Linked DNA regions of Mus musculus: regions 2, 3 and 4 are each linked to region 1. The links are chromatin loops, found by intact Hi-C in ENCODE. Cell type or tissue: gastrocnemius. All regions are shown on one strand. Each heading gives the region's core, and the rest is flanking DNA. Links, peaks and the distances in the headings are about the cores only. Region 1 holds the start of Zdhhc19 (zinc finger, DHHC domain containing 19). Region 2 holds the start of Mir1946a (microRNA 1946a). Region 3 has its middle 15 kb from the start of Cep19. Region 4 overlaps Nrros (negative regulator of reactive oxygen species).

Region 1 (7,833 bases), core at 1,264-6,263:
CTATGGCAATGAAATTCTGGGTCATTAAGGGAAAGACCAGCTAGTATGAAGTCTTATAATTTACCTGTGAGTATGGGAGTCATGTTCCACTCCGTGTGTGAGTGTGTGTATTACGTGATCATAAAAAAAGAAAGAGCTATAAGAACATCCTCTGGCGGGTGTAGGGGGAGGGGGTGCCTCAGCGGGCCCATGCCCAGGCATCCCTTCCCCCTGAGGGACCAACCACAAGATAGTATAGTATAGAATAGAGTTTATTTAGGGCATGGGGAGGGGAGTTAAGAGAGTAGTAGAGGCAGAGAAAGGCAGAAAGGAGAGAGTAGAGACTTAGAGGCTGGCCATGACCACGTGGAGGTCGGGGGGGGGGAAGGTAATGGGGAGAGAGGGGGCAACGTGAAGCAAGAGTAAAAGAAACAAGAGAGTAAGAGAGAGGCAAGAGCTTAAGAGAGAGAGGAGGGGCCTAGCAGCCCCTTTTATAGTGGGCCAAGCCTACCTGGCTGCTGCCAGGAACTGTGGGGGTGGAGTTTAGACAGAATACCAAGAGCATGTGTGTGCATGTGTGCATGCGTGTGAGAGCCAAAGTCGGTTGTCTACCTCAATTCATCTCGCCTCACTTTCTAAGACAAGCTCTCTTGCTGTACCTGGAGCTTGCCCATTTGGCTGGACCACCTGGCCAAAAAGCCCCAGGGATCCTCTTGTGGCTGCTAAGGTTATATGCATGTGTATATACACAGATACACCCTGCTTGTACTGGGACCTGAGGATTGAATTCCGATCCATGTACCTGCACAGCAAGCCCTTTGCCCACTGAGCTGTGTACTCTGCCCTGGCCATGCCTTTCTTAAAGGATGCTGTGACACTTGTGAAGGAACCACAACAGCTGCCCTCCATCCCTCTTTCATGGTTCCCCTCGAGCGTGTTTGCTGCCTTCAATGTAACGCTGCTGCTGTTTTTGAGTGGCCTTTTCTTCGGATTCCCGTGAGTGTCCCATGTCATCCGTTAGGTTCCTTACACGGGGACAAGAAATAAAAAATAGTGCAGAGGCAAGGGATTTGCAGGAAGGTGTGCTAGAAGGCCTGGGGAACAACAGTCTAGCTACAGAAAAAGAAATGCGCAGCCATAGAATCCTGGAGGATTGGTGTATGGCGGGGGCAGGTAAAAGTAGCTGGTGCTGCTGCTGCTGGCATTTGGTGGGGGGCCCCTGGGAGTCTGTCCCTTGCCTGGATACTTAGAGTGCGAGGCCTGATCCAGCTGGACGGGGCCTGGGGGAGGAGCTCTCAGCTACTCCAGCTCCAAAACTGAAGGAGGCTCTGGTCTCAGTTGTAGGTGGCTGGTTCAGAACGGGGAGTGGGCCTTTCCTGCCATCACAGGACCACTCTTCATCCTCACCTTCTTCAGTCTCGTCTCGCTCAACTTCTCAGACCCTGGTATCTTACATCGAGGTGAGGGAGGAGGACTCAGCCCCCCTGGAAGGAGCTGGTACCCTGAAGGCTGGCACCCCACTTCCAACCTCGCACATCAGGACTTCTTTACCCCATGGCAACATTTCCAAGATCCTGTATGGTTTCCAGTTGCTTCAGAAGAGCGGGCTGTCCAGGCTGGAGAGAGAAACCAGTGGGCACTCCCTCTTCCACTACACAGAACTTCACGTGCTACTTACTAGTGTTTGGTTTTGTTTGTTTGTTTGTTTTTTGTTTTTCGAGACAGGGTTTCTCTGTGTAGCCCTGGCTGTCCTGGAACTCACTCTGTAGACCAGGCTGGCCTCGAACTCAGAAATCCACCTGCCTTTGTCTTCCAAGTGCTGGGATTAAAGGTGTGTGCCACCACTGCCTGGGGCTACTACTATTTGAAAGGCAGAGTTCTATACAAAAGGCTGGCTGGAGCATGCCGGCGCCCACCCACCCCCACCGTGCTTCTCTCTCTCCCTCCTCCCCCTCCCTGATGGTCAGCTTGCTCAGTAAGATCAGGGATTCCCTGTCTACCTCTCCCCCACATCCCCTGTGCCTAGGGCTGCCCAGGGTAGCAGAGGTCAGCTGCCTCACTCTCTACCACGTCAGGCTCCACCAAAGAGGACCCCATGACGGTGCATGTTGTTCGAGTGAACCAAAGGGCTTTCCGCCTGGAATGGTGCCCCAAGTGCCTCTTCCATCGCCCACCCCGAACCTACCACTGCCCGTGGTGCAACATTTGCGTGGAGGTGAGAATTCCCTCGCTCACTGCCTGTCTCCTAGACCTGGCCAGAACCTTATGTGGGCCAGGGGTCAGTGGGAGAGTTTTCCCTGACAGATGAGGGCCAAGGACGACTGTATGTCCATTTGCTCTTGATCCTTCACACAGGTCACTGCCGTTGTGCCTGTGTCCATTCAGGAAGGGTGGTATGTCACTGTGGGCACTTTCACGTGTTCTGGTCCTGGGGGAGTGGGCAGGGATGACAGTCCCAAACCTGTCTCCTGGTTTTCTGCCACGGGCTATCTATACCCTTCATTTGGCTGTAGGCCGGATCTGGGGACTTTTCCTGTCCTCCTTTGGTTATTGAGGTTGGGAGGGTGTCAGTTTGTGTAAGCTTGTCTCACATGTACTGGCGGACCAGCTTACAGATGTGTGGAGGGAAGCTGCTGGGGAAAGGTTAGAGTAAGCGACCAAAAGGGCTGAGTTGTCTGAGCTAATGGAAGCTGGGAGGAAGGACGGATCCCGGAGGCCTTTCCCTCACCCTGTAACAGGACTTCGACCACCATTGCAAGTGGGTCAATAACTGCATCGGTCACCGCAACTTCCGCCTCTTCATGCTGCTGGTCCTGTCACTCTGTCTCTACTCGGGAGCCCTGCTGGTCACCTGCCTGACATTCCTATTTCGCACAAGGCATCTGCCCTTCTCCCTGGACAAGGGGATGGCGTATCTACTTATGCGCGAGCAGGGGGGAGGGGCTCAGGCAGGTGAGAGATGAGGTCTCAGAGGGTGGAGCCAGTGATGGATGAAGCTAGCAGAAGCCACTTCAGAGGTTCAGTGTGGGCCAATGAAAGTGGGGAAATGGACGAAGTTTAAAAAAAAAACCAGGCTGGGCAGAGGTGACGCACGCCTTTAATCCCAGCACTTGGTAGGCGCTGGGAGGCAGAGGCAGGCAGATTTCTGAGTTCGAGGCCAGCCTGGTCTACAGAGTGAGTACCAGGACAGCCAGGGCTACACTGAGAAACCCTGTCTCGAAAAAAAAAAAAAAAAAACAAAAAATTAGAACCTAGTAAGGCCATAGAATAACGAAAGCCTAAAAGGGACAAAGCAGAGCAACATCGTAGTGGTATAGGGTTGGGGGGAGTAATGGTGGGAAGGGGAAGATGGGCTGCACTGGGCGTGGCTCCTTAGCTGGCGAGCATCCTGGTGGCTGTGCCCGCTGCGGGCTTTTTGATTCCGCTCTTCCTGCTGCTGCTGATCCAGGCCCTATCTGTGAGCAGGGCGGAGAGCTCCTACGAGAGCAAGGTATGTGGGGCGGAGCGTGGGCATCCAGACGTTCCGCTATGGGAAGCATCCTGAGCCCTCAGGATCTGATTTTCCATTGCCTTTGTCCCCTGAGGGTCAGGCCTTCAGTACTCATCTTCTAAGTAGCAGCTCGGACCACAGCGCCACCTGCTGGATCCCAGCGGTCGCTCTCCGTCCGGGGTGCACGACTGTGTGCTAGGCTGTGTGTGTCTGGGTATCTGGGAAAGCTACATCCTGCATTTAACCTGCTAACACCGTGGACCACACCAAGAGAGATCAGTCTAGGGCTGTTTAGTTTAGACCAAGAGAAGGAGCTAGGAGTTAAGCAGGCCTGACACACCATTCTGCGTCCTGGAGTGATTTCAAAGGGACAGAAGACAGAGCTTGCCAGCTTTGCAAAAAGAACCAAGGAGCTAGAACATTTCCCCTTCCAGGACTGGGAACCGAACCCAGGGTCTGGAAAATGCTAGGCAAATGCTCTACCTCTCAGCTGTATCCCAAGCCTCTCTTCCCTCCCCACCCCCACCCCCTTTTAAAATTGAGACAGTCTCAGGCAAACCTTGATCTTCGATCTTGCTGACTGCTGGAGTTAATGACTTCAAGTCCAGCTTGAAAGAAGGTTGTTAAGAGAGTGAGGGAACAGCTCTGATTCAAGCTGGCAATTGAGCAGACCCCTTCCAGATGGTCACATTAAAGCAGCCAGTAAAATCAAGCGTGGGACATAGAAACCCTGGGCAGTAGAAAGCCCGGAGTCATTGGAGGTGTATCTGAAAATAGTATTTTTAGTCTAGAAGTGTTTTTCATGGCCTCTTTGTAGTGGATTTGTTTTCTTATTACAGCCCCCAGTAATGGTTGATTTGTTTTCTACCCTTAGGGCTTTTGTTGTTGTTGTTTTGGGTTTGTTTGTTTTAAATCTTTCAGAATCCCACATAAATGAAGTCATTGCCTTCCGTGTCTGCCTTGGCTTGCTTACTACAACACACTTGAGCTTCGCCCACTCTGTTCTCATCAGTTTATTCCTCTTTATTGTTGTGTAGCATTGCGTTGTATTGTAGGATGCTCTACAGATTATCTGTGCACCAACTGAAGGGTTTTTACATCATTTCTAGTTTGGAGTAATTAGAAAATGAACTCAATCCAAACACTGGTGTCCAGAAAGCAAGCTTCCCTGTCGGGAAAGTTCTTAGGAGTGGCATTGCTGGGTCACGTGGCAGCTGCGTTTCATTGTATTCTGGGTTCAGGTATGTGTTTTAAAAATATTTTCTTGAAATCCATAGCTTGTTATTTTGTTTTCTTTCCATCGTGTTTTGTTTCACACAGCAGAGTTTTTTATTGTGATGGTGTACCTGTCTGAGTGTGCATGAGCATGGTGTGTGTGGTGTGTGTGCTTGTGAGTGTGCATCACAGAAATGGATCATGTGCATCTGATGTTGTCACTCAGAAATCTTTGCTAATCCAAGATCACAAAATTCTAGTCATGTGTTTTTCTACTGAGATTCTGTCGATTTAGCTTGTACCTTTAGACTGATGAATTCTTTGGGGCTAAATTCTGTATGTGGTAAAGGCTTGCTTTTGTTTTTTGGTTTTTTTTAAGTTATTTTTATGTGTACAAGAGTTTGCCCAGATGTATCTCTGTGTACCACATACGTGCTGGGTGCCTGTGGAGTCCAAAAGAGGCTGCCAGATCCTCTGCATCTGGAGTTTCAGTTGTGAGCCTCCATATGAGTTCTGGGAACTGAACCCAAGTCCGCTTGCCAGAGCAGACAGTGCTGTCAGGAGACTGGGCTGCCGCTCCAGTCCCCAAGATTTGCTGTTTGCATACCTGCTCCACTTGTTGGCAAGGATTTCTTCCTGCATTGTGGTGTCTTTGCATATTCATTAAAAGCAGAACTGGCCAGACAGACATGGTTAATTTCTCAATAGTGTACTTCTGCCCACCCTGTACTGTCTTGCTTAGTGTTGCTTTATAGTTTGGAAACGGCATGTAATGAGTTCTCTAACGGCTGCTTTTTGCGGTTCTCTTGGCCCTTTGATCCTTGGAGGGAACACTGAGAATCGGCTTGTCACTTTGTCACTTTCTACAAATCCGCTAGGGTTTTCAACAGAATTCTCTGGACCTTTTGAGCAGAGCACATTTCGGGATCCGTGAATATGCTCTACCGTACACTTATTTAGGCTATTATTGGGTTTTGGTTACCTTTCGTCATTATTTTGTAGCTTGTGGATTCTGTACCCATCTCATTGGATGGTAACTTGACTAATGGCTGTTTTAGGAAGACAGGTAGACTTATTATTGGGGGGAACTAGAGGCAGACAACTGAAAGGCAGGCAGACAGACAGAGCATCCTCTGTTTTGGGAAATATTAAAAACAAACAAACAAACAAAAAACGAACTGGCACATTCCAGTGCTTGTGCCAGCAACTCTCTGCCCCAGTGGCCTGGCCAGCCATGCACTGGTGGGCAATGGCCGACCTGTATTTATCTCATGGAGACTCTGACTCAGTGCTCCAAAAGCTCTCCACCCAGCTCGATAGGTTCCCATTGGTAGTTCACTACCACACCAGCACCATGCTTCAAATCCCACACAGCCTTTGTGGTGCCCTTAGCAAACCCACACTTTGCTGTATCTCTTTCTCTTTCTCTCTCTTGGTTTTTCGAGACAGGATTTCTCTGTGTAGCCCTGGCTGTCCTGGAACTCACTCTGTAGACCAGGCTGTCCTGGAACTCAGAAATCCACCTGCCTCTGCCTCCCAAGTGTGCCACCACTGCCTGGCTGTACCATTCTCTCTTGAACCCAGTCAAACCGCCTCATGAAAACTCGACACAGACTTAGTTCAGAAGTGACAGTAACTCAATCACTGGGCACAACAACTAAAATCTTAATCTTGTAAGCCTTATTAAATCTATATCCTCTGGTGGCGAATTCTGACGGATCCGCCATTGAAACCAGGAGACACTCATAATTACATCTTGTCCTCATGCTATCACAGTCCAAAAAGACTTAACTCTCTATTCTCTTCCTCTGTCCAACCCGGAAGTCCCGCCTGCTCACCCAGTGATTGACTCCTTTATCCTTTAGGGGATTGGTTCACAAGAAGTCACCTGAGTATGTGTGACTCACTCCTTATTTGCAGCACCTCCCAAGAGAGTGGAATTAGCATCAAAATATAATCAGCACCTGGTCCATCCTCAACAATCCTCTATACATTGCCCCCTGTGTACTCTCGTCTCAGTCATCACCCACCCAGTTTTGGCCCTGCTCTCACCTTTGCCTCCTCTGCTCAGCCCGCCCTTACGGCCCAGCATCCACTATACTTCCTCCCTCTGGTCTCAGTCCATCATATCAGGTTCTGCTGGACAGCGGTTTTTCCTCTAATGTCTTCCGGTTCTAGCCCCAGGTCAGCCCCAGAACATTGCTTCCTTCTGCTTAAAATGGCCTTCCTAGTCCAGAAACCCCCAACTTAGGCGGGGCTTAAGTGTGATCTGCACTCTGGGCTTCACCAGGCAGGGCTCTCTTCTCTTTCTGGTTGGATCCAGTTCATACTGATCATATATCCCAGTCTCCATTCTCTCTAACCGGCCATTTCTGGGTTGAAGCTCCTTTTGGATCCCTTGCTTGGTGGTTCCTAGCAAGGACTCTGCAGATGAACCACACTGGATCATGAATCTCCAACACACCTGCAGTGAGAACTGGGCATGTTACTTGGCCAGCGGGCCACTCTGTTTCCCACTGTAGAAAGGGAAGGCATGGGTTAATTTGTTTAAGACTTTATGGTAGGAGCTCTAGTGCTAAGAGATCTGTCTGTTATTTTTATTACCATCAGGCCTTCTATACCCCTCTTGTCTTACAATCAAAGCATGGCCCTGAGTTAATGTCATAAGCCTCCACTCCACCTGCTGAAACCTCTCCTGGGTGCCCCTTCCTGCAGGTGGTGGCTGTGTCCACCAGCTGCTTTCTTACTTTCTGGACCTATTTCAGCCCTAGCCCTTCCTCAGCACCACAGTGACCCTCCTTTCAGCGAGTGTCCAAAGTAATGGACACTTCCCGCTCTGCACTCTATGAACTACATGCAACAGCATTTTTGGCTGTGGCTCCTCGGGTGGCAGCCATGGGGCCAGGGAGGCCAAAGGACTTGCTTTACTGGATTGCTCCCCTTTCTCTGTGCTGCCCTGGCCACACCCCTCAGTGTTCAGGACACTGCCTCACAGCTGCTCACAGAGCAGAGAAAGCTAAGCCGGCCGTGTTGCTTACACTGTGCCCACAGTGCCCACTGCAGTGCCTGGGACAGTTGGAGACGCAGAACTATCTAGATCTGGGGCTTCGGCTCAGTGGTAGAGCACATGGCTTAAAGAGAACACAGGG
Region 2 (7,833 bases), core at 1,317-6,316, 240 kb before region 1:
CTCTTGCTCCCTCCCCTGCTTTTCACCTCGTTCTTACTTCATGATACTGAGATAAGCCTAGGGATTACACAGGGCAAGTAAGTGCCCCACCACTAAACAATATCAATAGCCTTTTCATTGCTTCATTGCTTCTTTGTTGTTTTATTGTATTGATTATTGCTCTTCCTAATTTGTCCACGCTATCTATTAGGTCTCAAAGAAACCAAAGACAGGTCTCAGTACCAGTGGCTTCTCTCAGCACTTCTCACTTTGTCCCTACCCTAAACCCCTCCTTAGCCCTGTGTTTTGGCTACAAGATCTCTTGGATCCAAGGCACTCTCTGGCCTCTTGACGCCTTGGCCTCTCTCTTTTTTATCCCTCATTCTGACCCCACTCCCTCTCCTCCAATGGCCCAGCTCAGTCTGCTGGCCATGTTCAGTCTGGACTCCTCCAGGTGTCTGTAGCTGTTTTCTCCCTTGTATTTACAAGAAACCCCCTCAACTGTACCTAGGAGCAATCGAGTCCAAACTTATCATTATCCTTGTTTTTTCCTCCCTTGTAGTGAAAATAGATATTTCAGCTGATAAATCAGACAAAATGAGCCAATGCAAGCCACATTAGAGGATATATAAAGGCAGGTTTGCTGTGAAGGAGCTCTCTGCGGAGTTCACTGACCACAGAGGAGGAGGGGTGAGTGAAGTCACCATGGGGAGGGAGTCAGAGGAGAGGAGACGTGAATAAGAGAAAGTATGCACTTAGAAGAAGGAAAAGGAGAAGAAGAGATCGATCAAAATGTCTGCATTCTATAGGGAAGAGTTTCTGGGGGAGGGGAAGCCCAGCCTCAGCTGGAAAATTTATCCAGGGCAGAGGACAGAGGGTTGTATGCCAGCCATGCCTGTAGAAGGTAGGGACTAAGGGGTGCTAGGAGAACCTGGAGGCCAGTTCTACTTTGGTATGTTAAATACACACCTCAGCTGTTTATCCTGGGTCTCGGGAAAAATAAATAAATAAATAAATAAATAAATAAATAAATCACAAAAAAAGGCACATTTGAATATCTTTTTTGTTTTGTTTTTTCGTTTTTGGGTTTTGGGTTTTTTTGTTTTCCCCAGACTGGGTTTCTCTGTGTAGCCCTGACTGTTCTGGAACTCACTCTGTAGACCAGGCTGGCCTCGAATCCGCCTGCCTCTGCCTCCCGAGTGCTGGGATTAAAGGCATACACCACTACTGCCTGGCTCCATTTGAATATCTTAATGGTACTAAAATTTTGGTTGTGAGATTCATATATTACAGAATGTACAACTTCGACAAGATTCTCCTCGGAGATGCTGAACTAACCTGCTGTTCCAGCCTCCTGCTTCCTGATACTATCCAGAGACTTGCTTCCAGAATGGCTTTAGGAATTCCTGCTGATTCCAGATGATCTCTCCTAGTCCAACCTTTCAGACGTATCCAGTCAGAACTTGAGTCAATCCCTGAGCCTTCTAAGCATACAGAGACTGGATAACAGATGCCAAAGCTAACCAATTTTAAGATTCTTAAGTCTAACCAATTTTCTAATTTTCCTACCAATCCCTACCCCTTTAAAGAATTTTTCGTCACCCCAAATCAGCCAGAAGCAGCTATGGGGGGTTATCAGCCAGAAGCAGCTATGGGAGTCATCATCAGCCAGAAGCAGCTATGGGAGTCATCAGCCAGATTCCTTGGGTTTGGGTGTCTGATTGTGGTTATTTTACAAATTAGATAGGTTGGCATTTTAAAAGACAATTTGGGAATGGTCATAATTTTGAACATGGAGGAAATAGATGAGATGGATTGCTAAATATTCTTGAACAAAACATTATGTAGCCATAATTTTGCATTGGTAGAAATCTTTGTAATTGATGTAATTTTTTAAAATTTTCAATAGCTGCTTTTATTAGATATTTTCTTTATATACATTTCAAATGCTATCCCGAAAGTCCCCTATACTCTCTCCCCGCCCAGCTCCCCTACCCACCCACTCCCACTTCTTGTCCCTGGCGTTCCCCTGTACTGGGGCATATAAAGTTTACAATACCAAGGGGCCTCTCTTCTCAGCAATGGCTGACTAGGCCATCTTCTGCTACATATGCAGCTAGAGACAAGAGCTCCGGGGTACTGGTTAGTTCATATTGTTGTTCCACCTATAGGGTTGCAGACCCCTTCAGCTCCTTGGGTGCTTTCTCTAGCTTCTCCATTGGGGGCCCTGTGTTCCATCTTATAGATGACTGTGAGCATCCATTTCTGTATTTTCCAGGCACTGGCATAGCCTCATATGAGACAGCTATAACAGGGTCGCTTCAGCAAAATCTTTCTGGCATATGCAATAGTGTCTGGGTTTGATGGCTGATTATGGGATGTATCCCTGGGTGGGGTAGTCTCTGGATGGTCCATCCTTTCGTCTTAGCTCCAAACTTTGCCTCTGTAACTCCTTTCATGGGTATTTTGTTCCCTATTCTAAGGAGGAATGAAGTATCCACCCATTGGTCTTCCCTCTTCTTGATTTTCTTGTGTTTTGCAAATTGTATCTTGGGTATTCTAGGTTTCTGAGCTAATATCCACTTATCAGTGAGTGCATATCAAGTGACTCCTTTTGTGATTGGGTTACTTCACTAAGGATGATATCCTCCAGATATATCCATTTGGCTAGGAATCTCATAAATTCATTCTTTTTAATAGCTGAGTAGTACTCCATTGTGTAAATGTACCACATTTTCTGTATCCATTCCTCTGTTGAGGGGCATCTGGGTTCTTTCCAGCTTCTGGCTATTATAAAAAGGCTGCTATGAACATAGTGGAGCATGTGTCCTTATTACCAGTTGGAACTTCTTCTGGGTATATGCCCAGGAGAGGTATTGCTGGATCCTCTGGTAGTACTATGTTCAATTTTCTGAGGAACCTCCAGACTGACTTCCAGAGTGGTTGTACAAACTTGCAATACCACCAACAATGGAGGAGTGTTCCCATATCCTCACCAGCATCTGCTGTCACCTGAGTTTTTGATCTTAGCCATTCTGACTGGTGTGAGGTGGAATCTTAAGGTTGTTTTGATTTGCATTTCCCTGATGATTAAGGATGTTGAACATTTTTTTCAGGTGCTTCTCAGCCATCAGTATTCCTCAGTTGAGAATTCTTTGTTTAGCTCTGAACCCCATTTTTAATGGGGTTAGTAAATTTTTTAAATCATTTTTTATTATTATAAGTAAGTACACTGTTGCTATCTTCAGAGGCACCAGCAGAGGGCATCAGATCTCATTATGGGTGGTTGTGAGCCACCATGTAGTTGCTGGAATTTGAACTCAGGATCTTCAGAACAGTAGTCAGTGCTCTTACTCACTGAGCCATTTCGCCAGCCCGTAATTGATATAAAATTGAAGTTAAAATCTCTTACATTGGTACAGATTTTATATATTGATATAGAATCAAGGTTTTCATTGGTATGAATCTATATATTGATACAAAATTTAAAATTAATATTGTTACTCTTAGATAGGCATTGTGCCTTTACAACTCATTTAAAAACAAGATAATTAGCTGGGCATGGTGGCATATGTAATATGGCATATGATAATTAGCTGGGCATATGGTGGGCATATGCCTTTACTCCCAGCACTTGAGGCAGAGGCAGGTGGATTTCTGAGTTCGGGGCCAGCCTGGTCTACAGAGTGAGTTCCAGGACAGCCAGGGATACACAGAGAAACTGTCTCGAAAAATAAAAACAAACAAACAAACAAGCAAACAAATGATGACAGTGAATTTTATCTAATTGACGAATATAATGGACTAGATGTTAACTGTATATCTTACTTTGTAATTTACATGATTGTTAGGGTTCTGCTCAATTTATGTCTGAGAGAATCAGGTTTGTTTGTTTGTTTGTTTTTTAAAGGAGGAAAAAGGTGAAATTTGCGGTGAAAGTGGTGGTTCTGATGCTTTGATCAGAAATTTGTGTTTACTGATGCTAAAGGTCATCTATCAATAAAGATGCCAGTGGCCAATGGCTAGGTAAAAAGAAAGAGGCAGGACTTCCAGGTTCCCACAGGCTAGGAGAGAGGAAGAGACTCAGTCTACTTGGCAGGGGTGGGGTGGGGTCGGGGGAATGGAACAGACTCAGAGATGCAGGGGAGATTTTCCAATATGTAGGCAGAAAGGGAAAGCAGCCTGAAAGCATCTTGAGCACAAGACCAATGGGCAACCAGGCAACTAAGCTGAGGGATGAGGTATTGAGCTGAAGTAAAGGTAAGGGCACGCTAGCCGTGGAAGGCGTAATAGAGCCATAAGGCAGTTTTAAAATGAGCTAATATGTATACGTCTTTTGTTGTTTTTAATGATTTATTTACTTATTTCATGTATATGAATACACCGTCGCTGTCTTCAACACATCAGAAGAGGGCATCAAATTCCTACAGATGGTTGTGAGCCACCACGTCATTGCTGGGAATTGAGCTCAGGATCCATGGAAGAACACTGAGCCATCTCCCCAGCCCCACAAATGTGTCTTATTCACAGATCTGAGATAGCTCCTGGGAGGGTACGTGTATGCAACAACCAGGAACACAAGACTACATACTACAGTTCCCTACTTCCCTTCCCATCCAGATCTGCCTCTTTCTGTCTCTCATTAGAAAACAAATATGCTTTTTCCTTCCTTCCTTCCTTTATCCCTTCCTTCCTTCCTTCCTTCCTTTTCTTCTTTTTTTCTCCTCCTTCTCCTCCTCTTCTTTTTTTGGACAGGATTTTTCTGTCTTGAGTTCTTGGCTTTCCCAGAACTCATTCTGTAGACCAGGCTGGCCTTGAATTCAGAAATCCTCTTGCCTCTGCCTTCTAAGTGCTGGGATTAAAGGGATGCACCACCACTTTCCAGGTAACAACCAGGCTTCTAAGAGATAATAATAATAAAGCCAGGCATGGTGGTGCACGCCTTTAATCCCAGCACTCGGGAGGTAGAGACAGGCGGATTTCTGAGTTCGAGGCCAGCCTGGTCTACAAAGTGAGTTCCAGGACAGCCAGGGGCTATACAGAGAAACCCTGTCTCGAAAAAACAAAAATAATAAAGGAAGTTATAATATTATTAAAATAATAAAACAAAAACTAATGAAAGACCCCTAAAGGGAGACCCTCACTCAAGTCTGGGGATAATAGTGGACCCCCAAGAACTCACGAGAGACCAAGCTTGATGCAAACCACACAAGGCGTTATTGGGGAAAGCCAGAGCTCTGGGGACGACTTGTATCCCATGCAGAGGTAGAGGAGTCGACCCCAAGGGGAAAGGGGTCCCAGTTTTTATAGGCCCTCAGGGGGGAAAGGAGAAGGAGGGAGTAGGGGATTTCCAGATCTAAACAATGTCTATTCTAAAATGATTTCTCAAGAAATGGGTATGGGAGGGGTACAAGGAAAGAGTCTGGTGCAGGTGCAGCAACTCTGGATTGGCCCCAGCTGTGGTTGCTGGGGAGATTTTCTGACTCTTTCCCAGCAACCAATATCACAAACACCTGGCAGTGGGCTGCAGCAGTGGGCACATACAGGGGTTCAAGGAGCAGCCAGAACATTGTGCACCTCTATTTTTCTAAATCAGTGAAGCTAGTTCTGCTGACAATGAAATCTATTTTGCCAATTTCAGGGCTTCTGTGATCTTTTACATTCTGTCAGGATCTTTCACTAACATATCAGAACAAAACAAAACAAAACAGAAGGAAAAGAGCCCAAGAGAAGGCACAAGAATCAGAGACCTGCTTATTCACACAGTCAGGAGTCCCAAAAATATACTAAAGTGGAATCCATAGTATATATGCAAAGAATCTGCAGGGTAAAAAAAGAACCAGCTTGCCTCCATCTTAGGCTTAAAAGTCATCTTATAACAAAGACAAACTAGGCTCATTTTCTCAAGGATTGGGCTATGTCCCACCTATAAGCTTAACTACAAATGATTCTGTCCTGCTTGTTCTAGGAATGGCAATCATAACTTTATTTCAAAAACTTGTGTATAACCATCTTATAACTCTACCTTTGTTTCAAAAGGCTCTATGACTACTGATGCTACCTTGTTCTGGCCACCTTTGCAACCGTATCTTTGTTTCAGAAGGGTATAATTTGTTATATTCTGCTCCTGTAACCCCACCAAACCCCTCCCTACTCCTGAGCTATAAAAGCCTTATCTTCCTCATATCAAACCCACCTTGGGCAGTGCACATTGATAAAAAAAAAAAAAAGCTTGCTTTAATTAGTTTGGCCACACTAATTTGGATCAGTGACCTTTTTCTTCCCATTTGTGAGATTAACAAAAAAGGAGAGGAGAAAGCCGAGAGTGGTGGCGCATGCCTTTGATCAGAAATCCACCTGCCTGTGCCTCACAAGTGTTGGGATTAAAAGTGTGTGCCACCACTGCCCGGCTATAGATTTCTTTAAGTTATTTTTTCCTTTCCTTTTTAAGTACCTCTGTGACCGTCATATGGTTGGTTTAAGGCCTTTGTCTTATGCTTCAGCTATGTTGCAATACTCAGAGCCTGGGGAGGTAGGGTTGCTGGGCTCTAGTAGAGGCATATTGTCCTGGCTGTTATTGTGTTTTTATAGATGCAGGCATCTATGTCTCTGGATTGACTTTGGAAGTTTATAATTCTAGGTGCCAATATCTGGACTTGTCTTTGTGGGATGAGTGTTTTGTTCCTTGGTTTCTATTGCCCTGCCTGGGTCTTAGGTGAGCATGGTGGCTGTGAGTTGCCTAGTAGGAAATACTTCTGGAATCCTGGTAGGTTTGGTCACTGGAGGCTCCAGGTACAATGTATTTACTTAGGAATGAGGATGGGATTAAAGGGGTCCAGTCTGAGGGAGTCCACAGGAAGGAGGAAAACAGGGTATTCCACCAGAATCTGCTTAGTCCCTTGTGAATGGGGGCAGAGAGTGAGGAGAGGCCACAGACTAAGGGAATGGTGTGGGGGACGGGGCGCCTCTGGATTTGGATGAGAGGAGAAAGAATGAAAGTATAAAGCCCTTTGTTGACCTGCTTTGATGGCCTATTGGCTTCTCCACCAGGCTTGGCTAGAGGGTTCCAAGGGAATGCCTGCTGGAGTTGTGTGTGTGTGTGTGTGTGTGTGTGTGTGTGTGAAGTGATGAGTTGGGAGTGGTGGTGAGAAAGGTTAGAGGGAAGATCTGTGTGGTCCACTGGAGGAAAGGGCAGAGAGGAAGTCAAGGCTGCAGCAGATGGTCTACTACAGAACTGGAGATGCGACTGGAGGATTGACTTGAAGGAACAAAGAGAGAAATGAAGACCTATAGTCACCCTACCTATTTCCTGACATGAGTGGCCTGTAGGTTCCCAGGGAATGCCTGCTGGAGCTTCAGGCTAAGATAAAGCAAAAAGGATTAAAGGTACGTGCCTTCTTATCTCAAAGATCCATATTAGAAGTGGATCAACCAAACAGGTATTGTTGTTAATCCCAGAAGAAGCAGAGACAGGATGATCTCTGTGAGTTCAAGACCAGCCTGGTCTACAAATCTAGTTCCAGGACAGCCAAGGATGTTATACAAAGAAACCCTGTCTTGAAAAACATGGAGAGCCGGACTGTGGTGGCGCACGCCTTTAATCCCAGCACTTAGGAGGCAGAGGCAGGCAGTCTACAAAGTGACTTTCAGGACAGCCAGGGCTATACAGAGAAACCCTGTCTTGAAAAACCAAAAAAAAAAAAAAAAAAAAAAGAAAAAAGAAAAGAAAAGAAAAGAAAAGAAAAGAAAGAAAGAAAGGAAGGAAGAAAGGAAGGAAGAAAGAAAGACATGGAGAGGTGGCTCAGTGGTTAAGAGCACCAACTGCTCTTCTAGAAGTCCTGAGTTCAATTCCCA
Region 3 (7,833 bases), core at 1,942-6,941, 380 kb before region 1:
ATTTCAAGCACTGACAGGATGCCAAGCGCTTATCCCCGTTAACGGGAACACAGAGGATGAGAAAGCTCACATTTCAGTAGGAAGGCCTGCCCATAAAAATACCATTCGTTGTTTGTCAGTGCAGCAGACAAAGCGGGTGAGGCGAGGTCAGTCTTCGATGATGTCACCACTGACGTCATCACCTACCACAGATCCTGAAAGACTGAGGAGGAGAAGGTGCAAGCCCAAAGGAGCCCCTGTATGCAAATCAGTTTCATAGAATTAAGACACTGTATGACCAAGTCACATTTTATAGAAAATTATGCTTGGGCTGGTAAGATGGCTCAGCAGTTAAGAGTGCCAACTGTTCTTCCAGAGGTCATGAGTTCAAATCCCAGACAACCACATACATAGTGGCTCACAACCACCTATAATGAAAAACAAATTAAAAATCTTTGGGCTGGAGGGAGCTGGAGCCGGAGCAAGAGGAAAAGAGAAAGGAAGAAAATTATGTTCAAACCAAGCTTGGAGGTGCATGCTTGTAATCCCAGCACTCAGGAGGCAGAGGCAAGTGGATCTCTGAGTTCAAAGACAACCAGGACTACACAGAGAAACCTGTCTCAAAAAAAAAAACCAGAAAAACAAACAAACAAACAGCAACAACAAAACCCCCCAAAATGTATGCTCAATAGCTTCCCAACTTTTTATCCTTGGAGTTCTTTCCCTCCTCTGACTTCATTTTATTCTCAAGGCTGAAAATCTGTCATCCCATAGGGAAGGGCCCAACAGTTCTTCTTTCCCATCTTACAAATCCTAGGCCTTTGCCTGTCTGCTGCCAAGCCTGGCACCTTCTCCTGTAACACTACAGGCTCTGGCCTCAGCATCACATCCACATCTGTATGATTGGTCATCCCTGAGGAAAAACCAACCAACCAAACAAACAAACAAAAAAACCTCCTGAATTAATAGAATACTCATCAGCTCTTGCACGGGTAACAGCTTTATTTTTTATTTATTTATTTATTTATTTATTTTTCAAGATAGGGTTTCTCTGTATAGCCCTGGCTGTCCTGGAGCTCACTTTGTAGACCAGGCTGGCCTCAAACTCAGAAATCTGCCTGCCTCTGCCTCCCGAGTGCTGGGATTAAAGGCGTGTGCCACCACACCCGGCTCAGTTGTATTTTTAATAAAGATAAAATTAATTAATTTAATTAAATTAATTTAATTAAATATTTAATTAAAAGTGGGGATGGAGAAGAACATCAGAAGACCACTCTCAGGTCTCTCCTCCCTCCAGGCAGATTCATGAATCATACTGGAATCAGCTTGGCAGTTGGTCCCCTGTCCACCAAGTCATCTCTCTGGGGCTTGCCCAGTGCAGAGAGTGGGAGAGGCATTATCAACCCGTCTCACACCTTCTCAGACTTCTGAGTACAAAACAGACTGCTTTCTCAAGACAAGACCTTCAAGCCTCTAACTCAAGCTAGTGGATTGCAATCTTGAGGATGGTCAGACTCGTCATCACAGCACAGATAGATCCCTGTCTCAGGGATTCGGATTCATGAGCCAAGGGGTAGGACTGAGACTCTGCTAACAGTCCTTCCCCCCTCCCCCCGCACCACACCCTCTGCCCCCCACCACCACACACACACACACACACACACACACACACACACCCCAACCACTGTGCTAGGCTTTTGTTCTTCAGTTTTGGAAACCCACAATCCATCATTCTGTTAACTCCACCACAATCCCACTGTGGCTCTCTGAAACACTCATAATAACGTAATTCTATCAGATCCAACCTTCCATTCAAACCGTCCCACAGTCACAACCCTTGGACATCGTGGCTCCCAGGTTCACCTTTATGCAGGCACTAAGCATGTAGAAGGCATTGTCACTAGAGATTCCACAGAAGGAAGGACTGATGTAGGCTAAAGCAACCGAGACACTTTAAGATGGAGACCGGGTTGAGCCAGGAGGTGGTGGTGCACGCCTTTAATTCTAGCTCTTGGGAGGCAGTGCCGTCTACAGAATGAATTCTAGGACAGCCAGGGCTGCACAGAGAAACCCTGACTAGGTTCCGGTTTATTCTCAAAGGTAAATTTATCTATTTAGAATGCAGAGGAATGAGCAGTGTTGATACCAAGAATCATGTAACCCCAGAAAACTGGAGGATACACTGGGCCAGTAATGCAGTGGTAAATGATTCCATGGGAGGGGCCTGTCTGCTGCCAGAAGCATTAGTACAACCAAGCAGCACTTAGGCCTGAGTACTACTGGGTGAGGCAGAGTGCGGCCATCCGGGAAATGGGTGTGTTTACTTAGGACTGGGGCAGATTAATCTACTTCTTCTTTCTGTGGAAAAAATTGCTCTCTCCTGCAAGGCGCGGCAAGAACTGAAACCAGGAGGAAGCTTTGCTCAATAGGAAGTGAGCTCCAATTCTAAAATGGGGAAGCACTGCGTTCCTCCAGCGAGACGATCCTGAGCTGAAAAGGAGTGAGAAGCGGACTCGGACGGCTGGGGGCCCCTGGAAACAACCCACGTGGCCGCCAGGAAGACATCGCGAAATCAATGGTGGAGCATCTGCGCTGTGGCATACTGGATTAGATTCCTCTCTATTCCTTCCATGAGGTGTCCTTACAAAAACAACTAAGGGGTTCGTTTATTCTAGCTCACAACCTCAGACTACACTACAGTCCCTGGAGGTTCCGGTGGCAGAGGCTTCCAAGAGCTGGTCACATGACAACCAGAACAAGTGTACCCACGTACGCGTCTCAGCCCAGTCTTTACTGTCTGGCGCCCAGCCCAGGAAACTGTGCCGCCCACATTGGAAGGGAGTCTTTCCACCTCTATTGAGATTTCTGAGTTCGAGGCCAGCCTGATCTACAAAGTGAGTTCCAGGACAGCCAGGGCTACACAGAGAAACCCTGTCTCGAAAAAAAAAAAACAAAAACAAAACAAAAAAAAAAAAAAAGAAAGAAAGAAAGAATGAAAAAAGAAAAGAAAATTCCTCAGACATGCTTGAGGGCCAACTTAATGTAGGCAGCTCCGCCTTCAGACTCCCTTCCTAGGCGATTCTAGATTGGGTCAAATTGACGAATAAAACTAACCATCATACATAGCGGTGGTGGCACACGCCTTTAATCCCAGCACTCGGAAAGATGAGGCAGGCAGGTCTCAATGAGTTCGAGGTCAGCCTAGTGTACAGAGTGAATCCCAGGGCAGCCAGGGATACACAGAGAAACCCTGTCTTGAAAACAAAGACTAACCATCACATACGACCTGGATACCCTAGCAAAAAAAGGGGGGGGGGGGAGCCAGAACCTTCGGGATGGGATCCAGGGCTAACTGCGAAAGCAACTTGCAGACTGACAGCAGATTCTAAACCCTTCCCATCACCTACCATACACGCAAGTCCCAGGACTGCAGCCAGCTGCAGAGGGACTGTGCTAGAGTAGGGCTTCACCATTTAAATGCGAAGACTTGGCTCCCGCTCTTTCGGTTTACCTAAATCCCATCTCCAGACTCTTTGTGTTACTTCTGTCCCTCCCTCATTTACCTCCCTCTCCCATTCCCATATACAAGTCCAATACTGGGCTTTTAAAAGAAGAGAAATGCCCTGCCAACGGGGTTGGAGTTGTAATGCCCTTCCCCTGAGCCTAATTCTTCAAGCTCCTTTCCACCTAACATGGTTGGAGGAACTTCCAAAACCCAACTGCTTTTCCCCTTAATTAAACCCAAATAATCAATTTACAGCTTTGTTCAATCTTGAATTCTTTTCCTGTCCCTTCACTTGCCCATGCCCCCGTAGGCCCGCTCATATAAATTGCTGTTGGCTGGATTCCGTACCTCTCCCAAGGCTTGGACTTTGATCATATCCCCTAATGACAGGAAGACATGGATATGTTCCACATTTCAAGTTCACTAAAGCATCAAAAATAAAAAATAAAACAGAGGAACTGCAATTCCTGTGAGTAGGTGGACGGCTTCTGACACTTCCTCCTGGGTGTAGTGGACACTGATGGACAGGAAGCACCGGGGAAGAAAGAAAATTAACCATTTATTTCGTGGTTTTCTTTTCAAGGTTTCCACATATTATCTCCCCCCAACCCCCTAGCGCGAGCACCTCCCGCCTTGTCCATGCAGTTCTGAGCATTGCCACCAGGGGGCAGGAGTGTTCCGGTGACTCTATGTCTTAACTGGCCAGGTTTGGGCTTTAAAATACAGAAGGAGATTTAGCATTTGGTGAACGTCGGACGCGGGGCTAATCCGTGAAGAGTCTTTAGAGATCACTGGAATTTATAACTTATTTCTCCAGTTTCTTCAAACCCCTCTTATTAAAAGCAAGAGTGCATTAAGAAAACATCAGATGTTCCTGCAACTCTCTTTCCTGTTTTATTTCATTTACTTTTTATTTATGTGTGTGTGTGTGTGTGTGTGTGTGTGTGTGTGTGAGGTACTTCCAGAGGACATAAAATCACCTGGAACTGGAGTTACAGGTAGTTGTGAACTGACAGATATGGGCACTGGGAACTCAACCCAGTCCTCTGTAATAGCAACAAGTGCTCTTACCCATTGAGCCATCTCTCTAGCTCTCCACTGTACTCTCCACTTTTAGAGAGTCCTGTGTACCCCGAGCTGCCCTCAACCTCACTTTGTAGCTAAAAATAACCTTCACCTTCTGATCTTCCCGTCGCCCTCTTTCCTGCAGGGATTGCAAGCGTGCAACACCTGTAAGAATAGTTTTATTTGGTGCTGGGATGGAGCCCAGGGCTTCAGGAACGCTAGGCAAGTACCCTACCGAGGGAGCCACATCCCAGCCAAGGTTTTATCATTTCCAGTACTACCTGCCTGTAGTGATTATCAAAGAGGAAGGCTTAGCCATGTCTACTATCCTTGCCATTATGTCTCCCATTGAGTAATCATTTTCATGGTGGTGTTTGTGTTGTTACAACTTTCTTCTAAAACACCACGAGAATCCACCGGCTGTAGGTGGGTGTGGTGCATTCCTTAGATTAGATCTCGACACTGAGCTAGCAAGATGCCCTAAACCAGTCAGTGTGCTCGCTCTAGGAGTGGTTAGCCAGGCAGGTCACCACATGCTTCAGAGAGCTCTGGGACCAGCAAGGTGGATGTGAGAGATTTTTCACTGGGGAAGGTGGTAGTGTCTAAGATGTGTGCCTTCTCTGGAAATACTGAAGACCATGCCCTGCCAAGCAGGGTCACAATCCCGTTACCCACAGGCTGTAGACTGAATAGCATTCAAGCCTGTTCTAAATGGTCCTGCAATTCACTGCTGGCTCAGAAAGACTTTTGTCTTGGCCTTAATTAGGACTTGATAGAATGACAACCTCCTCCTCATGGAAGAATGGGGGTGGGGAGGGACGACAAGGGAGGCAGTGCCTGGAAGGACAGATGCCTGAGGCTTCATAAGTCCACAAAACATATCTTATGGTAATTTTGTTATGTAGCTGATAGCAAACATTTTACACATGTGACCAAATTTGGGACGTTCTCTTTTCTTGCAGCATCAGGGTGTTGGGTCAGTAGACCCTAACATAAGCAGTCAATTTACCATAAGCTGTTTCACATACACTTTGTTCACACAAAACTCTTCCTAATAAATTTATCTTCCAGGAGAGAGGTGTCTTCATGTTTTAGTAAGAGAACTTACTTCTAGCTGGGCGGTGGTGTCGCACGCCTTTAATCCCAGCTCTTGGGAGGCAGAGGCAGGCTGATTTCTGAGTTTGAGGCCAGCCTGGTCTACAGAGTGAGTTCCAGGACAGCCAGGACTATACAGAGAAACCCTGTCTCGGCCCCCCTCCCTGGAGAGAGAGAGAGAGAGAGAGAGAGAGAGAGAGAGAGAGAGAGAGAGAGAATTTCCTACAGCATGCTTTATAAACAAGGTGTGTTCAATATTGAATAGCCCTTTGGCAAAGTTTCCCTAAGCTAGATCGGAACGCTTAGGTAATTATTTTTTTTTTCTTCTTCTTCCTTTCAATTTTTTGTTTTTTGTTGTTTCATTTTTGACATAGGGTACATAACGTGTCACTATATAGCCCTGGCTGGCTTAAAATTGCTACATAGAACAGGCTGTCCCAGCCGGGCATGGTGGCTGCTGGCTTTAATCCCAGCACTTGGGAGGCAGAGGCAGGTGGATTTCTGAGTTCGAGGCCAGCCTGGTCTACAGAGTGAGTTCCAGGACAGCCAGGGCTACACAGAGAAACCCTGTCTCTCAAAAAAATAAAAATCAAAACCAAAACAAAGCAAAATAAAAAAGAATCAATGTCTCTTAAATATAAGATAAAACTGCTAAGGAAGTAAATTTGCATGTTCATCGAAGGAAGGCTGGGTTTAGCCCTTTCTTTTTCTCTAGGGTGATGTTCTTACAGCTTCCTCCAAGTCCCCAAGCATCAGCCTCATGAACTGAGACTCCTTCCTTCACCATGTCCACATTTGCTTTCTAGTGTGTTGTCTACTTTCCAGTTCTCCACCGGTGCTATCCCAGAGTCCTTTTTATTTTATGGAAGTACATGAAGGTACACCTGCTTTAAATGTCCAGTCTGATAAATGTACACCTGTGCAGTCACCTCACACCTGCACCTGAGCACCTGCACCTCACAGACAGGTGTCCTGCACCTGTACCTGACAGGTGCCTTGCTTCCTTCCAGTCAAAGTCTAGTGCCCCACAGGCAGCAGCCACTCCAAATCTGCCCACATTGCTCCCATCTTAAATACCATTGGCTCTTGCAGTGCACTCTCTGCGGCTGATGTCTTTGCTCAACACAGGATGAGACTCAGATACCAGCATGCACTGACGTTTTACTATTTTGCCGTGTAACATCCCGTTGACAACTGTGCCACAATTTAGTCATCTTTTCATCTGGGTCTGTCATGTGAGGGAGGTCAGGTACCCTTGGAGGCCAGAAGAGGGTGCAGGGTACCTTGGAGCTGGGAGTTACAGGTGGCTGTGAGCTTTCCATGTGGTTGCTGGGTGTCAAATCTGGGTCCTCTGGAAGAGCAGCCAAGTGCACTTCAATGCTGAGCATCTCTCCAGCTCCAGTGTCCAACTGACAGTGGTGAACAGAATTTTATACTGTTGCCAGTTTAGCGTTATTGTGAAAAATGTCAAAAGTTCATAGAAATGTCTGTCAAGCTTTTTCCCCCCTTGTATATACAATAGAATTGCTGGACTATAGGGTATATACATACGTACATGCATATTGGCTGTGATGGTTTATATATGCTCTGCCCAGGGAGTGGCCCTATTAGAAGATGTGGCCCTGTTGGAATGGGTGTGGCCTTGTTGGAGTAGGTGTGTCACTGTGGGTGTGGGCTTTAAGACCCTCATCCTAGCTGCCTGGAAGCCAGTATTCTGCTAGCAGCTGTCAGATGAAGACGTAGAACTCTCAACTCCACCTGCACCATGCCTGCTTGGACACTGCCATGCTCCGCTCCTGCCTTGATGATAATGGACTGAATCTCTGAACCTGTAAGCCAGCCCCAATGAAATGTTGTTCTTGTAAGAGTTGCCTTGGTCATGGTGTCTGTTCACAGCAGTAAAACCCTAACTAAGACATTTGCTTTAGTAGATATCACAGATAACCACCAACCAAAGAGTACGCATGGTGGGACTCATGGCTCTAGCTGCATATGTAGCAGAGGATGGCCTAGTTAGACATCAATGGGAGAAGGGCATCTTTTCCTGATTCTGACCATCCTGTGTGTTTTTTGGTCAGTTTGATATCCTGTTTTTGAGATACAGCCCTGGCTGACCTCAGACCTGCATCGATCTTCCTGCATCCGTCTGCCTCCTGAGTGCTGGGGTTATAGCCGTGAGCCACCACACT
Region 4 (7,833 bases), core at 1,103-6,102, 350 kb before region 1:
GCAGGAGGGTGTGCAGCTTGCCGCACTGAGGCAAGAGTGGGAAGAAGAGCAGCTGGTTGTGAGACAGGTCCAGTATCTCCAATTCGAAGGCCACCTCCTCCCTGGCTGCCAGGAACCACTCTAGGATGTTATAACTGACGTTGAGGAACCGTAACTGGGTGAGGCTGAAGTCCACAATGCAGGGGAGGTTGTTATAGGCAAGGTTGAGACGCCTCAGCTCAGTCAAGCCGTCAAACGCCCCGCCCTCGATCTCAAAGATGTAGTTTCTCTGCAAATCTAGCTCTACAAGGTGTTCCAGGCCCTCAAAGATAGAGTCGTCGAGCCTCATGAGGGTATTCCTTGCCAAGGACACAACCTCCAACGAGGAGAGGTTCTGAAGCATGAGAGCCGCCATGTCTTCGGTCAGGGAGTTTCCAGACAAGTCCAGTCTCCGAAGTCCCAGCAGGGTGTGGAGTGCTGCGGCTGACTCCTTGTAGTTCTCCGAGAGGCGGTTGTCTGCCAGAACCAGGTTGCGTAAGTGGCCTTGCTCTCGGAAGGCGTAGTGGCTGATACGGTCCAGGTGACAGCTATGCAGGCTGAGGTTCTCCAGGCGTGGGTAGGCCTGGAGGGAATGGTTCCACAGGTCCTTGAGAGGGTTAGCATCCAGAATGAGCATCCGGGAATGGGGTGGGAGGCTGCTGGGTACCGAAGCAAGGTTCAGACCCCGGCAGTCAGCGACTCCGTCGACCTAGGTCCACAAACACATGAGGTTAATTCACAGAAATGTAGTTTGCAAAAGCAAACAGCTAGCCAGAAGGTGTTGGGTTAGGTGTCCAGAGAAGAACGGTAAGAAAAGCAATACTATTGCTTTCTACAGGTTGGTCAGGAGGGCAAGGCCAGTGAGTACCAAACAGCCAACCTCCAAGGCAAAGTGCAATGAAGTTGTGTAAGAGGCCTCGCTCTTGGAAGGCGCAGTGGCTAATACGAAGATGCCCAGGTTTGGGTTCTATAGTTTGTTAATTTGACCCTGAGCAAGGAACTAACTAACCTCTTGCAGCTTCAAATTCTTTACTGGGTTATTAAAATAAAACTTAGGGGCTGGAGAGATGGCTCAGAGGTTAAGGGCACTGACTGCTCTTCCAGAGGTTCTGAGTTCAATTCCCAGCAACCAGGTGGTGGCTCACAACCATCTGTGATGGGATCTGATGCCCTCTTCTGGTGTGTCTGAAAACAGCTACAGTGTACTCATATACATAAAATACACCTTTAAAACAACAACAACAACAACAGAAAGAAACTGGGCATGGTAGCACAAGCCTTTAATCCCTGGACCCATGGAGATAGAGGCAAGAGGATCTCTGAGAGTTTGAGGCAATCTGGACTACTTAAAGAGTTAGGGACCAGTCAGGACTATATAAGAAGATCCTGCCTCAAAAAAAAAAAAAAAAAAAGAAAGAAAGAAAGAAAGGGAGACCCTCAGATAGTCTCAGCCTCCCTCTCAGATAAAAGTCACTAACCATTATGCTTGTAATTTTCTCATAGAATTTTTTTCAAGGATTGAGTATGCAAATCACATTTATTATGGCTAATAAGTGTCAGCATGTCAACTGTAATTACCAGCATGTGCTAATTAATTAAGCTGCTCATTGTTGAACACTCGAGTTTTTGGGGGGGGGGTTGTTTGTTTTTCTTTTTTAATTTCAGCATAGACATTAGAATGACTTTTTCAGGTTCCTTCCTACCTCAACTCCCCCTCCCAGGCCTACTGCATTAATATTGGGATTGCATTAATGTGTTAAGAGCTGACTTTTTATAAACTGAACCTCCGAACTGAGAGACAGGTGTATCTCTTGATTTTCCCGAGGCCTCTCTGGACAGCACTGAACTCAGGGGCTTGCTTCAGCCTGTAATGGAGCCTGCTCCTCCACAGTTGCTGTAGTCAGAGGGAGATCAGATCTTTGTAATTCCCATGGATTCACCAAAGCGTTGCAAAGGATGGTGTGGCCATCCGAGCACACAGCCAACTTTACCGTGTCCATTTGATGCTAAGGTTGAATGGCTCGTGTAATGAAGAACAAGAGTCTAACGCCTAAACTTCCAGACCCCTCAAATCATAAGAGCCAGAGGAACCCATTGCTTGACTTCTGTGATGGCCAAGTCCGTACCACATCCCCCAGGCAGAGTCCAGACTGAGCCCTGAGAATCAGCTGAATAACCCATACTTTACTCCCTTCTCTTCCTATGCCTGGTGACCCCCAGAGCTACAGAAGTTAAGCCCATTGTTGCCTCTGTAAGGGAACAGTGGCAGTCAAAAGAGGCTGGACTGCCAGTGATACTACCACAGTAACGATACTCGGTAAAACACATGCCACCGTCTTGGGGGTTGTTATAAATACATCCAATCACCACAGCACCCAATATCACGATTCCATTAGTAGAAATTATTAGTTATCATCATCATTATTATTGATGGAGTCTCATGTAGCCCAGACTGGCCTTGAACTTGAAATGTAACTGAGACTGGCCTTGAACTCTTAGCCCTCCTGTCTCCACTTCCTGAGAACTGGGTTGTCAGGCATGTGCCCCCATGACCAGCAGGTATTATCATTACTTCTATTTTACAGGTGAAGACACTGGCACAGAGTGACTTTGTATCACCAGCTAAACAGTAGTGGGGCTAGGATTTAAATTCAGGCGGACTTTCATCATACTGGAGCGTCCTCAAACACAGTGGCTACTGGTTCCCACAAGCAGGTTAGAACCGCGATAGCCACCATCTTTAAGATTAATCGCCTTTAGAACACTTTCTTTATCTAGCGTCGAATACACTGAAAAAGATCTTGAATATAAGGATTAACTCTGGCTTCCAATTTGTCTTTCCAGTTCTTGGGCTTGGGTAACGCCCCAACAGGCACGTGTTTCTCATACAGACATTTGCTATTCTTCAGTTACAGGCAAATTTCTAGAGTCCGCCTCTATCTCCATGTGCAGACAAAAAACCTTCAAAGGCTCAAGACACCCCAGCGCTGGGTCTTCAGAGACGTAGGCTTGGTCATGAGCATTTGCTCTGCAGTACCATTTGGGTACATGTTCTCTGCAGAGTTGCTGAAGCCATCTTTGTTGGCTCACTCATGGCCTTGAAGGCAGGACTTCTCTGGTGCTGGTGTGTTTCCCTCAGTGACTCTGGAAGCATTAATGGAGCTTCGATTGACAAGTCATCCACTTCCCAAGCAGACCAGGCCTCATTAGGACAGGGGCAAAGGAGAGAGAGATTAGAACCCATGGAGAAACTCACCACCTTGCAGCCTCCTTGGGAAGCTGCAGTGGCTGTCCCAGGTCCGCTCCTCCATTCCACAATCAAGAAGTGAAAACCCAGGCAAAGCCAGAGGGGCGGGAACTCCATCTCAGGCACAGCTCTGTGGACAGAAGACCAGGAAGAACTGAGTAAGGCAGATTAGCCAAGAGGGCTGATCACCACGGGGCAGAAGGAGCCAGCTAGTTCCCACATGTGTCTGGTCTTAGAGGCCCACAACTACAAGAAGGTGGAAAACCACAGATATTCAAATTTCTCAGCTCAGCCAACCTTTCACTGACAGCGTGGCAAGAGCTCATTTTGTTTTGCCTATGGCATTTAATGGTCAGCTGGCTGACCTCTGAAACCCCAAAGGGGGAGCACGGGGGGATGCAAAGGACTTGAGTGCCAGGGCTGAGGTCCCAGAGTGTCCTGTGCTTTGCCGCTCTGCAGTCTTCCTCTCTGAAACTCATTGCTACCTGATGCATACATGAGCTTGAGATATATACCATGAATGAATGAATGAGTGTGGGAAGCCGCCCCCACATTCGCCGTCACAAGATGGCGCTGACATCCTGTGTTCTAAGTTGGTAAACAAATAATCTGCGCATGAGCCAAGGGTATTTACGACTACTTGTACTCTGTTTTTCCCGTGAACGTCAGCTCGGCCATGGGCTGCAGCCAATCAGGGAGTGATGCGCCCTAGGCAATGGTTGTTCTCTTTAAAATAGAAGGGGTTTCGTTTTTCTCTCTCTCTTGCTTTTCTCTCTCTCTTGCTTCTTGCTCTCTTGCTTCTTGCTCTCTTTTCCTGAAGATGTAAGAATAAAGCTTTGCCGCAGAAGATTCTGGTCTGTGGTGTTCTTCCTGGCCGGTCGTGAGAACGCGTCGAATAACAATTGGTGCCGAATTCCGGGACGAGAAAAAACTCCGGACTGGCGCAGGAGGGATACTTCATTTCAGAACCAGAACTGCGGATCACGTTTATAAAGGTTCCCGTAACACAGACTGTTGAGAAGGATTCAACTGCCGAATTCAGAACTCATCAGCTGGGGAACGACGGTGATAAAGGTTCCCGTAAAGCAGACTGTTAAGAAGGATTCAACTGTATGAATTCAGAACTTTTCAGCTGGGGAACGAGGTAAGTCTGATCTTGAACTTTCTAAGGAAATTCAAGACAGTCTATCAGAAGTAAAGTGGAAAATGGCTTTACAAGTTATGTTTGGCCTTAAATTTTTTCTAGTGTTAGAAGCCCTTCTGTTCCTTTTCACATGTTATATAGTGCTTAAGATAGGGCTGAAAATTCTAGAGGAAATTCAGGACAGTCTATCAGAAGTAAAGCGGGGAGAGAGAGTAGGAGCAAGGAGAAACGGTAAGTATACAGGCCTTTCCAAGGGTCTTGAACCCGAGGAAAAGTTAAGGTCAGGTAGGAATACCTGGGGAGAGATTAGAAGGAAGAAAAAGAAAAAAGAAAAGAAAAAAGATCGATTAGCGGAGGTCTCTAGGAGAAGGAGCCTGTGCTCTGAAGAAACAGACTGGGAGAAAAAAGCGGCTCATTATGAAAGAAAAGGATACCAGCCGCCAAGTAAAGTGCTAACTAGTCATTTAAGGAAAAAGCCAAAAGCGGCTGGCGAAGGCCAGTTTGCTGATTGGCCTCAGGGCAATCGGCTACCAGGTGCACTCCCGCCCTATGCGGAGTCCCCGCCCTGCGTAGTGCGTCAGCCCGTAGTGCGTCAGCAATGCGCAGAGGGGCAGTGCGCAGAGAGGCAGTGCGCAGACTCATTCATTCCCCGAGAGGAACAAAGGAAAATAGAACAGGCATTTCCAGTCTTTGAAGGAGCCGAGGGTGGGCGTGTCCACGCTCCGGTAGAATACGTACAGATTAAGGAAATTGCCGAGTCGGTTCGTAAATACGGAACCAATGCTAATTTCACCTTGGTGCAGTTAGACAGGCTCGCTGGTATGGCACTAACGCCTGCTGACTGGCAAATGATTGCAAAAGCCGCTCTCCCTAGTATGGCCAAATATTTGGAATGGAGATCTCTGTGGCGAGAGGCTGCACAGGCGCAGGACCGAGCAAACGCTGCTGCTTTAACTCCAGAGCAGAGAGATTGGACTTTTGACTTGTTAACGGGTCAGAGAGCTTATTCTGCTGAACCTGATAAGAGGTATCAATGGAAGATCTTACCACAGGGAATGTCCAATAGTCCTACAATGTGCCAGCTTTATATACAAGAAGCTCTTTTGCCAGTGAGGGAACAATTCCCCTCTTTAATTTTGCTCCTTTACATGGATGACATCCTCCTGTGCCATAAAGACCTTACCATGCTACAAAAGGCATATCCTTTTCTACTTAAAACTTTAAGTCAGTGGGGTCTACAGATAGCCACAGAAAAGGTCCAAATTTCTGATACAGGACAATTCTTGGGCTCTGTGGTGTCCCCAGATAAGATTGTGCCCCAAAAGGTAGAGATAAGAAGAGATCACCTCCATACCTTAAATGATTTTCAAAAGCTGTTGGGAGATATTAATTGGCTCAGACCTTTTTTAAAGATTCCTTCCGCTGAGTTAAGGCCTTTGTTTAGTATTTTAGAAGGAGATCCTCATATCTCCTCCCCTAGGACTCTTACTCTAGCTGCTAACCAGGCCTTACAAAAGGTGGAAAAAGCCTTACAGAATGCACAATTACAACGTATTGAGGATTCGCAACCTTTCAGTTTGTGTGTCTTTAAGACAGCACAATTGCCAACTGCAGTTTTGTGGCAGAATGGGCCATTGTTGTGGATCCATCCAAACGTATCCCCAGCTAAAATAATAGATTGGTATCCTGATGCAATTGCACAGCTTGCCCTTAAAGGCCTAAAAGCAGCAATCACCCACTTTGGGCAAAGTCCATATCTTTTAATTGTACCTTATACCGCTGCACAGGTTCAAACCTTGGCAGCCGCATCTAATGATTGGGCAGTTTTAGTTACCTCCTTTTCAGGAAAAATAGATAACCATTATCCAAAACATCCAATCTTACAGTTTGCCCAAAATCAATCTGTTGTGTTTCCACAAATAACAGTAAGAAACCCACTTAAAAATGGGATTGTGGTATATACTGATGGATCAAAAACTGGCATAGGTGCCTATGTGGCTAATGGTAAAGTGGTATCCAAACAATATAATGAAAATTCACCTCAAGTGGTAGAATGTTTAGTGGTCTTAGAAGTTTTAAAAACCTTTTTAGAACCCCTTAATATTGTGTCAGATTCCTGTTATGTGGTAAATGCAGTAAATCTTTTAGAAGTGGCTGGAGTGATTAAGCCTTCCAGTAGAGTTGCCAATATTTTTCAGCAGATACAATTAGTTTTGTTATCTAGAAGATCTCCTGTTTATATTACTCATGTTAGAGCCCATTCAGGCCTACCTGGCCCCATGGCTCTGGGAAATGATTTGGCAGATAAGGCCACTAAAGTGGTGGCTGCTGCCCTATCATCCCCGGTAGAGGCTGCAAGAAATTTTCATAATAATTTTCATGTGACGGCTGAAACATTACGCAGTCGTTTCTCCTTGACAAGAAAAGAAGCCCGTGACATTGTTACTCAATGTCAAAGCTGCTGTGAGTTCTTGCCAGTTCCTCATGTGGGAATTAACCCACGCGGTATTCGACCTCTACAGGTCTGGCAAATGGATGTTACACATGTTTCTTCCTTTGGAAAACTTCAATATCTCCATGTGTCCATTGACACATGTTCTGGCATCATGTTTGCTTCTCCGTTAACTGGAGAAAAAGCCTCACATGTGATTCAACATTGTCTTGAGGCATGGAGTGCTTGGGGGAAACCCAGACTCCTTAAGACTGATAATGGACCAGCTTATACGTCGCAAAAATTTCAGCAGTTCTGCCGTCAGATGGACGTAACCCACCTGACTGGACTTCCATACAACCCTCAAGGACAGGGTATTGTTGAGCGTGCGCATCGCACCCTCAAAGCCTATCTTATAAAACAGAAGAGGGGAACTTTTGAGGAGACTGTACCCCGAGCACCAAGAGTGTCGGTGTCTTTGGCACTCTTTACACTCAATTTTTTAAATATTGATGCTCATGGCCATACTGCGGCTGAACGTCATTGTTCAGAGCCAGATAGGCCCAATGAGATGGTTAAATGGAAAAATGTCCTTGATAATAAATGGTATGGCCCGGATCCTATCTTGATAAGATCCAGGGGAGCTATCTGTGTTTTCCCACAGAATGAAGACAACCCATTTTGGGTACCAGAAAGACTCACCCGAAAAATCCAGACTGACCAAGGGAATACTAATGTCCCTCGTCTTGGTGATGTCCAGGGCGTCAATAATAAAGAGAGAGCAGCGTTGGGGGATAATGTCGACATTTCCACTCCCAATGACGGTGATGTATAATGCTCAAGTATTCTCCTGCCTTTTTACCACTAACTGGGAACTGGGTTTGGCCTTAATTCAGACAGCCTTGGTTCTGTCTGGACAGGTCCAGATGACTGACACCATTAACACTTTGTCAGCCTCAGTGACTACAGTCATAGATGAACAGGCCTCAGCTA

Evidence for each region. Peaks named below come from ENCODE experiments on the same cell type or tissue, not always from the same donor. Only the 100,000 strongest peaks of a DNase experiment are listed, where the experiment ranks them.
Region 2: a loop joins it to region 1, with 6 times the contacts of the local background. A loop is called at or near these places in 9 of 42 quality-filtered maps.
Region 3: it touches region 1 in a loop (7-fold over the local background); 14 of 42 quality-filtered maps call a loop at or near these places.
Region 4: a loop joins it to region 1, with 3 times the contacts of the local background. A loop is called at or near these places in 2 of 42 quality-filtered maps.

What each region holds. Positions count from the first base shown.
Region 1 is chr16:32,496,258-32,504,090 of GRCm38, forward strand. Zdhhc19 (zinc finger, DHHC domain containing 19) reads left to right here and starts at 24. Exons shown (of 9, transcript NM_199309.2): 1 at 24-66; 2 at 732-975; 3 at 1,318-1,439; 4 at 2,055-2,194; 5 at 2,718-2,890; 6 at 3,364-3,469. The coding sequence starts at 830. In gastrocnemius, for the core only: no CTCF peak of the experiment used is centred there; DNase peaks (open chromatin) are centred at 3,611 and 4,106; H3K4me3 peaks cover 352 bases.
Region 2 is chr16:32,261,176-32,269,008 of GRCm38, forward strand. It overlaps Mir1946a (microRNA 1946a), which reads right to left and starts at 6,408; the gene lies at 6,275-6,408. In gastrocnemius, for the core only: a CTCF peak has its summit at 3,242 (motif pointing right); no DNase peak of the experiment used is centred there.
Region 3 is chr16:32,111,344-32,119,176 of GRCm38, forward strand. No RefSeq gene overlaps it. Among named protein-coding and RNA genes, the nearest start is that of Cep19, 15 kb to the left of the region's middle. In gastrocnemius, for the core only: a CTCF peak has its summit at 4,136 (motif pointing right); DNase peaks (open chromatin) are centred at 2,768 and 4,141; H3K4me3 peaks cover 1,172 bases; H3K27ac peaks cover 2,213 bases.
Region 4 is chr16:32,144,279-32,152,111 of GRCm38, forward strand. Nrros (negative regulator of reactive oxygen species) reads right to left here. Exons shown (of 3, transcript NM_001347181.1): 2 at 3,275-3,395; 3 at 1-727. The coding sequence starts at 3,382. Among named protein-coding and RNA genes, the nearest start is that of Nrros, 17 kb to the right of the region's middle. In gastrocnemius, for the core only: a CTCF peak has its summit at 3,798 (motif pointing right); no DNase peak of the experiment used is centred there; H3K4me3 peaks cover 577 bases; H3K27ac peaks cover 552 bases.